Linked DNA regions of Homo sapiens: all the other regions are linked to region 2. The links are chromatin contacts, found by Hi-C or POLR2A ChIA-PET in ENCODE. All regions are on one chromosome and are shown on one strand. Each heading gives the region's core, a stretch centred on a gene start or an enhancer-like site at or near the end of the contact. The rest is flanking DNA. Distances are from core to core; before and after follow the strand shown. Region 1 holds the start of ARL3 (ARF like GTPase 3). Region 2 holds the start of KAZALD1 (Kazal type serine peptidase inhibitor domain 1). Region 3 holds the start of PPRC1 (PPARG related coactivator 1). Region 4 holds the start of CNNM2 (cyclin and CBS domain divalent metal cation transport mediator 2).

The links. A loop is a pair of places that touch in the nucleus more often than their neighbours do. ChIA-PET counts read pairs that join two places held with the same protein, here RNA polymerase II (POLR2A). Pooled maps may share reads with other maps.
Region 1: a loop to region 2 is called in a pooled map, with 9 times the contacts of the local background. The contact joins the promoter of ARL3 here to the promoter of KAZALD1 in region 2. A Hi-C loop is called at or near these places in 5 of 50 pooled maps.
Region 3: a loop to region 2 is called in a pooled map, with 11 times the contacts of the local background. The contact joins the promoter of PPRC1 here to the promoter of KAZALD1 in region 2. A Hi-C loop is called at or near these places in 5 of 37 single-sample maps with no recorded cell type and 8 of 50 pooled maps.
Region 4: a loop to region 2 is called in a map of naive thymus-derived CD4-positive, alpha-beta T cell, with 13 times the contacts of the local background. The contact joins the promoter of CNNM2 here to the promoter of KAZALD1 in region 2. A Hi-C loop is called at or near these places in 1 of 168 maps with a recorded cell type or tissue (naive thymus-derived CD4-positive, alpha-beta T cell) and 7 of 50 pooled maps. POLR2A ChIA-PET finds 5 or more read pairs at or near these places in 1 of 52 experiments (activated CD8-positive, alpha-beta memory T cell).

Annotation. Positions count from the first base shown.
Region 1 is chr10:102,712,498-102,716,468 of GRCh38, forward strand. ARL3 (ARF like GTPase 3) reads right to left here and starts at 1,900. Exons shown (of 6, transcript NM_004311.4): 1 at 1,776-1,900. The coding sequence starts at 1,778. SFXN2 (sideroflexin 2) reads left to right here and starts at 2,139. Exons shown (of 12, transcript NM_178858.6): 1 at 2,139-2,184. RefSeq lists silencers at 1,560-1,659, 1,700-1,749, 1,817-2,211, 2,030-2,179 and enhancers at 1,965-2,541, 2,542-3,117.
Region 2 is chr10:101,059,888-101,063,672 of GRCh38, forward strand. KAZALD1 (Kazal type serine peptidase inhibitor domain 1) reads left to right here and starts at 2,102. Exons shown (of 5, transcript NM_030929.5): 1 at 2,102-2,228; 2 at 2,655-3,216. The coding sequence starts at 2,706. LOC107984262 (a long non-coding RNA gene) reads right to left here and starts at 864. Exons shown (of 2, transcript XR_001747569.3): 1 at 223-864. RefSeq lists enhancers at 745-1,039, 1,966-2,854 and silencers at 1,167-1,586, 2,767-2,816.
Region 3 is chr10:102,131,508-102,135,373 of GRCh38, forward strand. PPRC1 (PPARG related coactivator 1) reads left to right here and starts at 1,533. Exons shown (of 14, transcript NM_015062.5): 1 at 1,533-1,714. The coding sequence starts at 1,562. RefSeq lists an enhancer at 1,356-1,635 and silencers at 1,616-1,795, 2,006-2,055, 2,086-2,205.
Region 4 is chr10:102,917,020-102,921,061 of GRCh38, forward strand. It overlaps CNNM2 (cyclin and CBS domain divalent metal cation transport mediator 2), which reads left to right and starts at 1,275. Exons shown (of 8, transcript NM_017649.5): 1 at 1,275-3,082. The coding sequence starts at 1,462. It overlaps LOC107984265 (a long non-coding RNA gene), which reads right to left and starts at 1,316. Exons shown (of 3, transcript NR_160733.1): 1 at 1,149-1,316. RefSeq lists enhancers at 228-914, 915-1,601 and silencers at 1,071-1,250, 1,861-1,950.

The DNA.
Region 1 (3,971 bases), core at 650-3,149, 1.7 Mb after region 2:
ATCTGTTTTCATCATTGAACACAACAGTTGTATACAACAGTGTTGTATATACACTGTAAATTTGTTGTATACTGTGCCAATTTGCACCTGGAAACATGGGCAGTGGTTAATTTACTGTGGCCTGTAATTATAAATTAAACAATCATGGATTACACAGTACACTTAATTGATCAACAAACTGGGAAAAGTTAGCCAACTCTCATGCACTTCTCATCCATAATGATGAATCTCAATCTCTGTTGGTTCGGCATGCCCTTTTCATTCCAATTCTAGCTATTTTCTGGGTAAATATTTATGTTTGTACTCATTTGTTGAGAAAAACTTTAACTTTAAAAGGACAGCTCACGTATAAATGATTAAGAAAAAGAAACAGTTGTAAAAATCTGTTTAGCCTGAGGTTAAAAAAAAACTGCAAGTGTAGCAAGTGTGAAATGTGATTGGCAACTTCAGATCAAATAACCCTACTTCTTTAACAATCTGACAATGTAAAATCAATTGAGTTTTTTTTTTCCTTTCTAAATCTACTCACTGGATAATCTGACCAAACATACATCTATTTTTTTTTTTCCTGGGCATCTAGTTTTTTTGTTTTTTTTTTTACTTCTTAAATCAACAGAAATGGCTCAACATTTCTAAAAGTCAAGAAAGGAACTAGGAAGAGAGTTGGAGCAGTGACTATAAGTTTGATGACAGGCTCTTTGCAGCCAACTAACCTGCTTTAAGTGTTCAAAATCAATTTTTCTTTGATAGCTCTAAAATTACTCAATTCCATTTTAACTCCCTCCAACTAACTGTACAGACATTAACAAGAAACAGAGTGTCAACGGTCAGATCTGTCACAACCATAATTTAGAATTTGGGAAAGCTTTAATTGGGACTGACAGAGAAAAGCCTTGCCCCGGATTGAAGTTCGATCTCCATTTTTAACTTCTCGTTCTTTTCAGTTTGGAGAACTCAAGCTAGGATTAAGATCTTTTGGTCCTGGTATGGTCACACGCAAGAGGAGACTGCAAAAGGTTTCGAAGGAAATTCTAGAGACGGAGCAGCTAATATGTCTTCATCAACATGGATTATGTATTGAATGAAAAATCGGTCATCACCAACAATCAGATCCTGCAAAACTCTCAGCAAATAACTAAATAATTCGGGACTGAGGAAGCGCACCCGCCACGCAGACACCAAGACGGCGTAAAATCCACCAGGCATCCCTTCCAAGCGGCACCCCTTTGTGTCGTGGGACTTACTTCCCTACCCCCCAGGGGCCCGCACAGCGCGAGAAGGAGGAGAGCTAGGCTACCATCTCCCCTGCTACCGCCAGGGCGACCTCAGAGCCAATGGGGCCGGCCTTCTCTCCGCTTCTGGCCGGGCTCCAGACGAACCCCACTTTACTGCAAAGCCGCGAGACCGATTGCCCGGGAAGTCTAAGCCTGCTAGCGAAAGCTGCTCTCCGCAGTTCCTGGGATCCGCCCTCACCCCTGTCCCCAGAGTAATGATGGAGCCCGGGCTCCGCACCCGGCCAGCCGCGCACTCTGCCAGCCCCTTCCCCAAGCCTCGGACCCGCTGCAAGCCCCGCCTTCCTCTCCAGGCCCAGGCCTCCCTCCAGGGCCCACCCTCGGGTCTCCCCGCCGACCCCCGAAATCAGTCCACAACCCAGATAGCAGGCTGAGCGACGTCCCATTCCCTCCTTGGCTTTAAGCGCAGTGCTCCGCCCTGGGCCTGGGGACGGGAGGGGGATAACCGGCCGGCTCCAAGGGGGCCCAGGCCCCCACACTCACCATCCTCCCGCCGAGTCCCTCCTCCTCCTCCTCCTCCTGCTGCCTCCCCCGTTACCAGGGGCAACTGCTGCGGCGCCGCCCCCGACGTCCCTCGCACGCACAGCTGAGGAGCTGAGCAGCAATACGGGGCGGGGTGCAGCTCCGCTTTCCCCAGAGTGCGCAAGTGCGCTAAGGCGCCCGCCCACGCAGTGGGCGGGCTACGGGAGCTGCAGAGGCCGCCGCCGGCTCGCCTGGACCAGGGAGTGGAGAAAGCCTGCCCACGTGGCTGGCGGGAGCCTCCCGGCCTGGGATTGGTCGAAAAGGAGGGGCGTGGGGCGGGCGTGGGGGCAGTTCCCCAGCCCAGGTCCTCCTCTCACCCGGGCCAGTTTTCAAGGCGGGCTGTAACTGGTGGCATTTGTCCCGGGACCAGGTAAGGGGCCTTGGGACAATGGCGCTCGCCCTGTCTACCTCCAATCCCCACATCTCGGGTGGGTGCTGAGATTGCTGTCCTGACTGCCCAGGCGGGGCTGCAGCGCGGGCTGGACTTCCACCTGCAGAAGCCACGTGGCGCGAAGTGCGCCCTGGGGCTGCAGATGGGCCCCTCTGCTCTGACCCCCATTGCCTAGGAGTGCCAGGCCGAGCGGCTGGGGCGTTACGAGCTGTCCGGGATGGGGGAGTACCGATGGGGGGAGGCCGTCTGTCGGAGGGCAAGAAGCAGCCTGGGGGCTGGCCCTGAGCCCTGAGGTGAGCTGAAAGCACAGGTGAAAGGCGTTTTGGGGATCGGCCCGGTTTTTGTTTTGACACAGGGTGTCGCTCTGTCGCCCGGGCCGGAGTGCGGTGGCGCGATCTCGGCTCACTGCAGCCTTTGCCTCACAGGCTTAAGCGATTCTCCCGCCTCAGACTCTCGAGTAGCTGGGATTGCAGGCGGGCGCCACCACGCCTGGATAATTTTTTGTATTTTGTTTTTGTAGAGACGGAGTTTCGCCATGTTGCCCAGGCTGGGCTCGAACTCCTGGGGTCAAGCCATCCGCCCGCCTAGGCCTCCCAAAGTGCTGAGACTACAGGTGTTCCAAAGTGGTGAGCCACTGTGCCCAGCCTCTGGCCGGTTTTGCTAAGCTGCTTTGGACAGGACCGCGTACCATCTGTAGTCCTGGAGGAGGCAAAAATGAGCCTGCATTTTTAGCCAAGGAAGAGCAAGTGGGACACTGGGGTGGGTTGGGAAGTGCTACCTCCCATCCCTTTCCCGATGCAGAGGACTATAAGAAGAGTTTACACAAACGTGCTAGGCCCTGTTCTAGACGCTGGAGACACAGCAGTGGACAAAATCAGCCCGTATGGAAATTACATCCTTCCTAATGAAATACATTTCATACCAAATTTCATTTTCACAACCCCTAGAAATTGGTAATTGCGGCCAGGCGCAGTGGCTCATGCCTATAATCCCAGCACTTTGAGAGGTGGAAGGGGAGGAAGGCTTGAGCCCAGGAGTTGGAGACCAGCCCGGGCAACACAGTAGGACCCTGCCTCTACAAAAAAAAATTTTTTTTAATTAGCCAGGTTCCGTGGCGCACTTGTAGTCCTAGCTACTCGGGAGGTTGAGGCTGGAGGATTGCTTGAGCCCAGGAGCTATTATCACATCACTGTACTCCAGCCTGGGTGAAAGAGCAAGACCCTGCCTCAAAAAAAAAAAAAAAAATGAAAACAAAAATCAACATCTGCTGCTTGCATACCTGCTTCAGATCCTTGGAGAGAAAAAGCAGTTCAGAGCCTTGACTAAGGAGGTGATGAATGGAGGTGATACAGGAGCACAAACCCCTATAATCTACTCATCTCCAGACTGTTGGCCCTTTTGTGAAAAAGGCAAGGGAGGTTGCTCTTTCTAAGTTGTCTGGTGCCTAACAGCCCACTTGCCTTGGAGTCAGACGAGTACCCATAAGCCTATACCTGGGCCTGCTCTTGTAATTATTACCCTCATTTTCCAGCTTGCTCTAGGCAGCCTTGACCTTAATCCTTGCCTGTCTCAGTGGTCTTTGTGTCTGACCTTCTGGGGTCTTTGGCTACCTTGATCTTCCTCTGATGTGAGTACCAGCGATGATGTTTCGTTTTTCTCCCTACCTGGGGCTACAAACAGTAATCTTGTGCACTTCTGCTTGTAAGAGGATACCTCAGAAGGAATTTGGAAGCTTGTTTTCTGATCTCTGATACCATTTGCCAGAG
Region 2 (3,785 bases), core at 852-3,351:
ATCTCTTTACTATGTATGATGCGCATAGGTGTTACTGAATATTTTGGAGCCTTGATGGATAAAGTATGGGATGTTGAGGATCGGGGAATGTATCTAAACTTTCAAGTTGTGTCCTATTCAAAAAACTCCCTTCTAAAAGCATTTTTACGGTATGTAGGGTTTTAATGTAACAAAATCTCTACTTAATAACAGCGGATCCCCTTTTATTATCTTTGTGCCTACCTGGATGCACGGTTCCAGCATGTTCTCGTCACGAACCACAAGCCCACCAGAGGGCGCTGGTTCCCCGTCTACCTACTGTTCTCCATCAGCGACTCAGAAAATCCAGGTTAAACACTCAGGCAGTCTTTCACATTTAATCCACAAATATTTACCGAGAATTTGACGTGCCACCAGGCGCGGGGCTAGGTTCACAAGATACAGTAGTGAGTTAGGCACGATTCCTACTACCAGAAGCTTAGAGCATAGGGAAGACTAAAAGTAAGCCACCGTCTACAATAGTAGGATAAGTGGAGAGTTTCTAGGTCCGTGGAGTTTGTTGTTGAATATCTGCTCCAGGCCTTAGAAGCCGGCAGCAATTCACTAAAAGATCCCGGACTTGTCTGCTCTGTATCCCAGCCAAGGAGCTCCGTCCCCAAGGTGTTTTGTTAGAGTCAGAGACCTCTCCTTGGGTGATTCCATTCGTCAGCCCCACAAGTCCCCGTCTCTGGCCTTTTTCAGGGTCTCCGGCAGCTCTCTGACAGTTCCCCTTCTGTCTCAGGTCGACACTTATTCCAAGGACCAGGGATTACTCACAACTATCCGCCAGAGTTTGCTCCGCCCTTTCTTTTTCCTGTTTAAAATCCGCGGGCTCTTAGTGTTCTCGGTTCCTAGATTTCCTGTTCTGATTCTCGCGACAGTTGCGAGGCCTCGCGTGAAGTTCCCTTCTAGTCCCTATTTCGAATTTGAGACCGGGAGAGAGTGTCTGCCCTTGCCCACCTCCTCAGAACCCCTCTGGCCAGGGATGGCGCCTACGTGGCTCGGGAGCCCCTGAATGAATGGGCTTGGCCCAACTTAGGGGCGCATTCCGACGGGAGAGTCCTGGCTGTATTCCGAGGCTCCAGTGCGCATGCGGAGTCGATCCCGCGCAGGCGGGCGGGGACGGCAGCCGGGTCTTGTGGGCGGAGCCTGACTAAGTGCCGCCCCCTTGCCGGCTGCAGATTGCTATTTCTGCCCCCCACCCTCGCCCATCCCCCCGCGAGCTGGACTGCGCCAAGGCTTCTGTGAGCCGCTTGGGGCCGGCCGGGGCGGGGCCTGCCCGACCCGGGTTTGGCTGGCGGGCCCCTAGGAATGCTCTCCTCCCCGCCCCCGGCCCAAAGTGCCACGGTGGCGGTGGTGGCGGCCGCGAGGCCGAGTGTCTCCGGCCCTGCCAGCCTCGCAACCGTAACCTGTAATCCCGACCCGAGGGACGCCCGCCGGGGAGGCGCCAGCCCGCCTCTCCCTGCGGCCGCTGGTCGGCTCCGACCTCGAATCACCCGGCTCACCCGCGGGTCGCAGCACCTGCCGGATGTGGGGAGGAAGAAGGAGGCCAGATGAGGGAAGGCGGATGTAGGCGCCCAGTCTGTCCGCGCCTTGGTGGGGCAGCTGGGTGGGCAAGCCTGCGGTCGCTCCCGGGAACCAGCCCTGGGCTGCGGGGAGACGAAGGTGGTTGGTCCTGCCCTCCAGGAGCGCCCCGACATCGACGTAAAATGACTTGGCACCAGAGCTCCTGCCGCCTCCCCCTTATGCAGCTGCCCTCGCCGACGCCAGGGACTGTAAAATCAGATGGGACAGGGCCTAGCCGTTCAGCCAACACTTTGAGCTTCCCAGCCAAACTCCTACCCCCACTCCCCGCCTCCGGTCCTCACCCCCTTCCTCTCTCCCAGCCTCGGTGTCTGGTTACGGCTCCTCTGCTCGCATTGTGACTTTGGGCCAGGCTGGGGGAAATGACCCGGGAGGGTCCCATGCGGCTACATAAAATTGGCAGCCTTAGAACTAGTGGGAAGGCGGGTGCGCGAAGTCGAGGGGCGGAGAGAGGGGGCCGGAGGAGCTGCTTTCTGAATCCAAGTTCGTGGGCTCTCTCAGAAGTCCTCAGGACGGAGCAGAGGTGGCCGGCGGGCCCGGCTGACTGCGCCTCTGCTTTCTTTCCATAACCTTTTCTTTCGGACTCGAATCACGGCTGCTGCGAAGGGTCTAGTTCCGGACACTAGGTGAGCACTCTGTGCCCCAGGCCATAAGCGAGGCGGCATCAGCCCCCCCAGTTCTCACCCCCCATTAGCAGCTTCTTACTTCTGGAGCCACCCATTCTCTTTGGGCAAGGATGCTCAGGGGCCAGGGATCGGAGTCGGGTGGTGCACGGAAGTGGTGCTGGTGGTGGGTGTGCGTGCGCCTGAGCCTTATCACCCTTTCCTCACCTCTCTTCACTCCCAGCCCTCCCAAGAACAGCCCAACTGATTGCTAACTGCCATAACTGGATAATCCCTAGAGGGTCACTAGGCCTGTGTGTTGGGGGAGGCTACTTGGTAGCAGGGGAGGGGGCGATGCTAGTGTCATGCTTTGGTACAAGAAGCAGTGAGGTTGGTCTTTCGGCACAGGCCCTGTTTCTGACCTCCTGACCTGGCTTCCCTTCCTGGCAGGGTGCCCGAACGCGCTGATGCCCCGAGTGCTCGCAGGGCTTCCCGCTAACCATGCTGCCGCCGCCGCGGCCCGCAGCTGCCTTGGCGCTGCCTGTGCTCCTGCTACTGCTGGTGGTGCTGACGCCGCCCCCGACCGGCGCAAGGCCATCCCCAGGCCCAGATTACCTGCGGCGCGGCTGGATGCGGCTGCTAGCGGAGGGCGAGGGCTGCGCTCCCTGCCGGCCAGAAGAGTGCGCCGCGCCGCGGGGCTGCCTGGCGGGCAGGGTGCGCGACGCGTGCGGCTGCTGCTGGGAATGCGCCAACCTCGAGGGCCAGCTCTGCGACCTGGACCCCAGTGCTCACTTCTACGGGCACTGCGGCGAGCAGCTTGAGTGCCGGCTGGACACAGGCGGCGACCTGAGCCGCGGAGAGGTGCCGGAACCTCTGTGTGCCTGTCGTTCGCAGAGTCCGCTCTGCGGGTCCGACGGTCACACCTACTCCCAGATCTGCCGCCTGCAGGAGGCGGCCCGCGCTCGGCCCGATGCCAACCTCACTGTGGCACACCCGGGGCCCTGCGAATCGGGTACGCATGGCCCGGGGCCCCCACCCCAGCACTTAGGTTTCCTAGAGGCACTGCTCCCCGACCCCTGACAGCATTGGTCTCTGGCCAGCAGAGCAAAAAAGATAAGGCTATAGAGGCCTCGAGTCCAGTATAAAACCCTGCTCTCGCTACTGGTTCATAAAAGCTGCCACCTTAAGGTGGGGGTGGGGGGTGGAGTGGAGTGGGAGTCCCGGGCTTCGTCAGCAAGCTGCATTCGCTGAACCACGTGAAAGCTCCAGAGCTGGCTGGCAGGGAGAGACAGGTCCTCTGAGGGCGCAGGCACATAACCTATGGTTTGCTCAGAGACCCCCCCGACTTTTCCCAGACCAGTGGAGTCCAGGCAGCAAGACGGGTTCCTGTGAGATGCAATCACGTTTCATTCTTAGAGCAGTTTGTTCACCCAGTCTCCCCACCTCTCTGCTTTCTCCTGCTTTTAGGGATTAGTGAAGGGGAGCGGGAAGTTCTTTCTCTATCCCTGGGGACTGGGGTCCATTCAGGCCTCTAGCTTTCCTTGGTAGCTTTAGTAACTTTCACTTCCTGAGCCCGGGCTC
Region 3 (3,866 bases), core at 283-2,782, 1.1 Mb after region 2:
TTCAAATACATGCATTGTTTAACTCGGCACTTGAATTTCATGGAAACTATTCCACAGAAAGATTGCACAAAAGTGCAAAGGTACATGTACATGACATATGCAAGGGTGTTCATCATAATAATATGTAATAGTGAGAAACTGTAAACAACTTAAATATTATTTATTTTTGAGAAGAAGTCTCACTCTGTCACCCAAGTTGGAGTGCTGTGGCATGATCTTGGCTCACTACAACCTCCACCTCCTGGGTTCAAGCAATCCTCCTGCCTCGGCCTCCCGAGTAGCTGGGACCACAGATGTGTGCCACCATGTCCAGCTAATTTTTAAATTTTTGGTAGAGGTGGGGTTTTGCCATGTTGTCCAGGCTGGTCTCAAACTCCTTAGTTCAAGTGATTCACCCACTTCAGCCTCCCAAAGTGCTGGGACTACAAGTGTGAGTCACCGAGCCACGGCCAGAAACAACTTCAATATAATTTAAATAACAATACATTCATAAAATAGAACTGGTGCTAAAGGCTCAGTAAATATTTAGCTAGTGAGTGGATTAACATATTGTTACATAAAAAAAGCAAATCACCAATTTGTGCCCCTATATATTTTTCCATTCATAGAAAAAAGCGTCAATGAATACACACTAAAAGTAACAAGGGGTTTAAATCTGGGCAGTAGAACTATAATTTGCAGGCCTACTACTTTTTTTCCTCTAAACAGTCTTGTACTTTTTGAAATAATTTTTGTGCTTTGTAAAAAGTTATTTAAAAATAGCAAATATGAAGTAGCTTTTAAGTGGCAAATGAATGAAGAGTAGAGACAGTGATGGACCGTAGAAACGCAGAGCGGGATCCCTCTTGGCTAGGACAACCAAAGCCTTTCCTAGATTAAATAAGGCATGAAATGTTTTGAGGTTCAAGTATTCCAGGTCGACATATAGGCAGGAGAACACCTGTTGTCTTTAGGGAACAGCAAGGAGACCTGAAACAGCAAGAAACAAATTTGATAGAGAAGGCAACGTAAGTTTCTGAGTAGTAGCAGAGAGGGCGGAGAACGCGACATTTTCCGATTAAGTTTGCAGTACTGCCGCAATATGGGATTAGGTGAGGATTAGCGCTTGGAGCGCAAGTGCCCACTAGGGGGTGGTGTTTCAAAACATATACAGGCCCACTTGGCCCCACTTGGACTAAGGTGAAAGGAACGTACAGCAGGTAGAACGTCAAAGAGGACGTTCCAACAGTTGGACAAGTTAACGACAATAAAATACGCAAATGTTAACTTTCCCCCTAACTGCTGAGCGCTCCCTAAATCGGTATCCCAGTGTAACGCAAAACTAAGCCCTACAGGATGCCTGCAGCTAGTGCCAAACGGTCCCCACTTAAAGGGACTACTACTCCCAGGAACCTTCGCGCGAGGCCAGGGCCTTCTTCCAGGGTGCAAGTGGGTCTCGCCGCACGGCTCTCTGGGATTCGTAGTCTTGCAGTGTCATTCGGGAGTTGTAGTTCCTTTCCCACAATCGGCTGGGCGAGGCGGCGCCAGCGATCAGAGCAGCGCTGGGTGTTCAGGGGCCAAGATGGCGGCGCGCCGGGGACGGAGAGACGGAGTCGCGCCGCCCCCGAGTGGGGGCCCCGGTCCGGACCCTGGCGGGGGAGCCCGCGGCAGTGGTTGGGGAAGTCGAAGCCAAGCGCCGTATGGGACTTTGGGCGCTGTGAGCGGCGGCGAGCAGGTGAGAGGTTGGCTGGCGGCCCGCGACAGGCAGCAAAGCGGTGTGTGCCGGGCGGTGACACGTGGACGCCACAGGAAAGAGAGGAAGCGCCTGAGAGTCGATGCCGGGTGGCCGCGGGAGCCGGGCCGGAGCAAGTGGGCCCTAGGCCGTTTGCTGGGGGTAGGCGGGCAGAGGCAGCGTCTCTACGGCCATTCCTGGGGGACGCCGGAGGGGGAGAGCGGGGTGTCGGAAACATAACCCGCGGCTGGGGGTCAGGGGTTCGGACTTGGGGTCGAAGGCTGAGACCTCCATGTAAGGATGCCCAGTGAGGCTCCCCGAGCCCGGCGCCGCAGTTCCCTTTTCGGAGCCACGTGGGGTTGGGGGAGCAATTTTCCCGGGAGAACTTGTCTGCCTCCCCTCCCCCTCTAGGCGGCCCGGGCATCCACGTGGGTCGGGCTCCTGGTGGAGGGGGGCGCAGGCAGCGGGTCCACGTGGGGGCGGGGAAGGAACGTCCACGTGGCTCCCGTCCCAGGCTGTCGGGCATCTAGTATCGGCCTTGGAGCCTGGCTGACGCGAACTGGGTGTGTCTCCACGGGTCCCGCCATCTCCTGCCGGGGCTGGAGGCCCGGGCCGGGAAGGAAGGTAAGGGCTGCTAGAGTCAACTTTGTTCAGAGCCTTGGAGGTTTTTTTTTTCCCTGCTGCTTGGGTCCGCAACGTCTCTCCACTGCGGATGGTGAAGGACTCTCCAGATGTTGCGGGAGTTTGTTCCCTGCGGATGGCTGAGTGTGATGGGGAGGGTAGAGGGCTGAGGCTGAAGGGTTGTGGAGGAGTGAGTTTGTGGCGCTTCCGTCTGACCGGCTTGGGGTGGGTTGTGAGTCACGGGCATTGGCGTTTTGGTTGCCTTGCAGTCTTGCCTTATTAGTGATTCAAGGGGTATGGGGAGTGTCAACATACACCTGGGACAAGGTTAAGAAAGGGAAAGGGAATCCTCTCCTCACTTTTTCCTCCAGCATCTCTTTTGGGAAGGCATGCTCCTGTAATCTGACACGCAGAAACTGGGGTGGTCCGTACTTAAGGCTCTTCGGATTTTTTGCTGGGGATGGGAAAAGTTGGAGGCGGTTTGAGAACTGTTCAACATGTTCAACAGTTGAACATACACTGGATGAGGAGGATTCTGTTAGATATTTTTTTCTTGGCCTTCAAAAAGTGTTATTGTTCTACTCTACAGTGGAGGGCTTCTTAAAAGTTTCCACCCAGGGTAGAAGGGGCAGGAATTAGTTTGAACTGTTACCTCTCTTAAACAATTAAGCTGAGTCCTTGACAGCATTTTTTGTGTGTTACTAGGTGGGAGTTGGGCTGCAGGCTGCCTGGTAATATCAGGTCCGGCAGACCAATCCAGGCCCTTGCCCAGGGGAGAATGGTTTCTGGGGCAAGAATTTGGGAGCGCTGATCCCTTCTCCCCTACTTTCTCAGAGGTCACATCTTTTGGGGCTGGTGCTGCCTACCTACCAGAGCCCCAGGGTCTAGGCCAGAATCTCAAGGCAATGCCCAGCTCTCTATGAACCATTCATCTTCACCTCCATCAGGTGTCCAGTCAGAGACACACCCTCACACCTGACCTCACCCATCACTGAATTCCCAAATAGCACAGGGAGAGTCAGGAAGGATCCAAGATCCAGCTATAATAGTTAAGTAGTAATTTGGGATTGGAGAGGATCTCATGGAGAGATTGTCATTCCCTTCCCCCGAAAACCAAAGATGGGTATATGTGAGCTGGTCAGTCAGCCAGTTATTTATTGAAATACCATTATGTTTAGGCACAGGGGACAAACTGGTAAACCACATAAACATGGTCTTTATCCCTCAGGATCTATGTTTTAATCAGGATAGACCGATGATAAATAATAATGAATGAGACAAAAGTGCAGGATATTTGGGATTATGTAATTGGCAGTAGTGATCTACTTTGCAGAGTCTGAGACGGGACATTTAAAGCTGAGATGTTAAAACTGTGGAAAACCTTTAATCAGGGAAAAGTGAAGCCCTCAAGGAGGAAGAGAGCATGGCTTATTGGAGAAACCGAGACCTGTACTACAGAGTAGTGGGAGAGGACACGCTGGAGCAGAGGTCTGGTGGGGAAGACAGGACTTTTGTAAGCTATATATATATATAT
Region 4 (4,042 bases), core at 25-2,524, 1.9 Mb after region 2:
CTACAGGCGCCCGCCACCATGCCCGGTTAATTTTTTGTATTTTTAGTAGAGACGGGGTTTCACCGTGGTCTACGATCTCCTGACCTCATGCTCCGCCCGCCTCGGCCTCCCAAAGTACTGGGATTACAAGCGTGAGCCACCAACGCCCGGCCTGAATGTTTTAAGTTTCAAGGAAAAGACCAATTTGGCAGCTACTCTGCTACCTCGTCACCTCCAGGTGACGTTGGGAGTACTGGGGAGCTAGGTTTCCAGAACTTTTTGCTCTTGAGTGACCTAAGACCCTAGCAGAGTTTGGTCAGTGTGATTAAGAATGAGCCTCTGTGGGTCTGTTTAGGATGCTTGCCCCCTCCCATTTCCTTAACTTGCCTGAATTCCTGCTGGGAATACAGATTCGGGGCCCTTCCCACTCTGTAAATATGGGAAAAGGTCTAGGAAGTATATACTCCTAGCAATAATATGTAGGGGTTCTATGACTAGGAAATTTGGGGAACTGTCCCCCTGACCGCTCCATCCGTAACTTCTGCACACCTTTTGGGGTACGCCGCCGACCTGGAAAGCGTTGCAGGGCGCTCATGCTGCCCGCAGGTGGCGCCACGTGATCGCGAGCCGCAGAGAGCCCGTACCCTAGGAGTCTCGAGGCGCGAGGACTGCTGGTCCGCAGCTGTGCCGGGGCCACCGACGCCGCTTACCCCGGCGGAGCGCCGCGCAGGTGGAGTTGGGGACAGCGGCCGGTGCCCCGGCTTTTTAGGCTGTGTGCATCCCAAGCCGCCTCTAGTTGGCTTCTCGGGCTTCCGGGGCAGGAGGGCGCGCGGCTTTGTGCCTACGAATTGAGAACTGGAGAGCCAGTAACCGGTGCACCGGGAACCTGCCGCCTTGCGCCGCAGGGCTTTAGTCCAAACCTGGCCGGTCCAGGCTCCGGGATCTACTACAGGGGCCCCTGGGGAGCGCGGGCCCCAGGGACGGCTCCTTCCCATTGGCAGCAGGACGGATGCCACGCCCCTTTTTCTTCAGCTCTCATCTTTGACTGGCTCTCGAGTCCCAGATGGCCACGCCCCCTCCCCTCGCACATACACAAGAGTCACGCGCCTTTCAGTTGGAAACTTGGCGTGCAGACGGGGACGGTGGCTCTCGTCGCCCCACCCACTTACCTTGCCATTGGTCCGCGGAGCGGCACACGGTCACGCCCCCATTCCAGCCCCCTGGCTGGGAGGGCGGGCACCCGCTTGTGATTGGCTGGTCGGCCTGCCTCTCGCGGGAGCAGCCGGCGCTCCTCTCCCTCCCTCTTTCCCTCCCGCGAGCCTCGGGGTTCCTCAGCTGGCTGAGGTGGAGTCAGTGTCAGTCAGGGAGGCGAACTGCTGAGCACTGGCCGCGGACGCTCCGTTGCAGTCTCGCCCAGGGGCCGGTACCTGCGCTCGCGCCGCCGGGTTGAAAGGATGAAGCCGCAGCTGGAGCAGCCACCCTATGATTGGCTGTGGCGCTTGTGAACCCAAAGTAAAGATGGCGGGCGGGCAGGCAGCCGCCGCACTGCCCACTTGGAAGATGGCGGCGCGCCGCAGCCTCAGCGCTCGCGGCCGGGGGATCCTGCAGGCGGCTGCGGGGCGGCTGCTGCCGCTGCTCCTGCTGAGCTGCTGCTGCGGTGCGGGCGGCTGCGCAGCGGTGGGCGAGAATGAGGAGACGGTGATCATCGGGCTGCGACTGGAGGACACGAACGACGTGTCGTTCATGGAAGGGGGGGCGCTGCGGGTGAGCGAACGGACCCGGGTCAAGCTGCGGGTGTACGGGCAGAACATCAATAACGAGACGTGGTCCCGCATCGCCTTCACCGAGCACGAGCGGCGGCGCCACAGCCCGGGGGAGCGCGGGCTGGGGGGCCCCGCGCCGCCAGAGCCGGACAGCGGCCCCCAGCGATGCGGCATCCGCACCTCAGACATCATCATCTTGCCCCACATCATTCTCAACCGCCGCACCTCGGGCATCATCGAGATCGAGATCAAACCGCTACGCAAGATGGAGAAGAGCAAGTCCTATTACCTGTGCACGTCGCTCTCCACGCCCGCCCTGGGCGCCGGCGGCTCGGGGTCCACGGGTGGCGCCGTCGGGGGCAAGGGTGGCTCGGGGGTGGCCGGGCTCCCGCCGCCCCCGTGGGCCGAGACCACCTGGATTTACCACGACGGCGAGGACACCAAGATGATCGTAGGCGAAGAGAAGAAGTTCCTGCTGCCCTTCTGGCTGCAGGTGATCTTCATTTCGCTGCTGCTGTGCCTGTCGGGCATGTTCAGCGGCCTCAACCTGGGGCTCATGGCCCTGGACCCGATGGAGCTGCGCATCGTGCAGAACTGCGGCACGGAGAAGGAGAAGAATTACGCCAAGCGCATCGAGCCGGTGCGCAGGCAGGGCAACTACCTGCTGTGCTCACTGCTGCTGGGCAACGTGCTGGTCAACACCACGCTCACCATCCTGCTCGACGACATCGCCGGCTCGGGCCTCGTGGCCGTGGTAGTCTCCACCATCGGTATCGTCATCTTCGGAGAGATCGTGCCCCAGGCCATCTGCTCCCGGCATGGCCTGGCTGTGGGGGCCAACACCATCTTCCTCACCAAGTTTTTCATGATGATGACCTTCCCCGCTTCCTACCCGGTCAGCAAGCTGCTGGACTGCGTCCTGGGCCAGGAGATAGGCACCGTCTATAACCGGGAAAAACTGCTGGAGATGCTCCGGGTCACCGATCCCTACAACGACCTCGTTAAGGAGGAGCTGAACATCATCCAAGGGGCGCTGGAGCTCCGCACCAAGACGGTGGAGGACGTGATGACCCCACTCCGGGACTGCTTCATGATCACCGGCGAAGCCATCCTGGACTTCAACACCATGTCTGAGATCATGGAGAGCGGCTACACCCGCATTCCAGTGTTTGAAGGGGAGCGCTCCAATATCGTGGACCTGCTGTTTGTCAAAGACTTGGCCTTCGTGGATCCCGATGACTGTACCCCCCTGAAAACCATCACCAAATTTTATAACCACCCCTTGCACTTTGTTTTCAATGACACCAAGTTGGACGCTATGCTGGAAGAATTTAAGAAAGGTGGGAAATTTTGGTCTCTTTCATTGGCTTGCTCTTTCTCTCTCCATCCTCCTCCCTACTTGAGTCCTCTACCCTCAGACCAACCCCCCAAGGCGAGTTGACCGGGATTTCTCCTTCTCCCTCTTAATTGCAAAGTTGAAAGGGTGGCGTGGATTTGGGGATGGATTGAACTAGTAAGTGCTACTAGGTTATTTTAAAGCACAAGACTGCCATCACTTACTTTTTCCCATTATCAAAAAGCAGGCTGTGTAATTTCTGTGCATGACACTTATTTATTTTTTTTTTTTTGGTCCCGTGTGTGGGCCTCTGTTCTTGAGGGGTCTGCCGCCTTCATTGTCTGGGTTCTCAGTGAGTAGGTGAAGGTAGGGGCTGGCTGATGCCATGCCATTTGGTGGACTTTAATCACAGGCATTTGGAAAACATGTAACTAGCTTTTGTAAACCCAGTGCAGTCCTTTTTCTCCTCCTTAAACATCCACACTGGCCTTTCAAAGATCGAAGTACATTTTCTATAGCTTCTGTTCCTGCTTGCCTGGCAACTTGTGGGGAAGATTGAGGTCTGCCTTTGAGGGTAAGGGGTGGGGTAAACTAAGTATCGCCAAAAAAAATCACCCATTTTGGATGTGACTTCTCTTAGCTAGAAAAGAGTTGTTGTTGTTGTTTTAAATTAAAGTTATTAATATGTAACTTGGAAAGATTAGAGGTTAGCCAGCCTTTTGTGAAGAGGCTGTATGTCCCGTAGCCTTCTTCACTATTTGTTTACATTTATCTGACAACAGTTACAGTTGCCCAAACCAAGTGTGATTTTGGCAGAAAGCTTGAACCTTTAACAGTGGGATGAATCCCTCTATTGGGGCTTATTTATTTCTTGACTCTTTCAGTTTAACGTGTTCTTTTTTTCCACCTTGATCATCCGATACATTAAGTTGAAGTATGTCTCCGTCAACTCTCACCGTTCCAA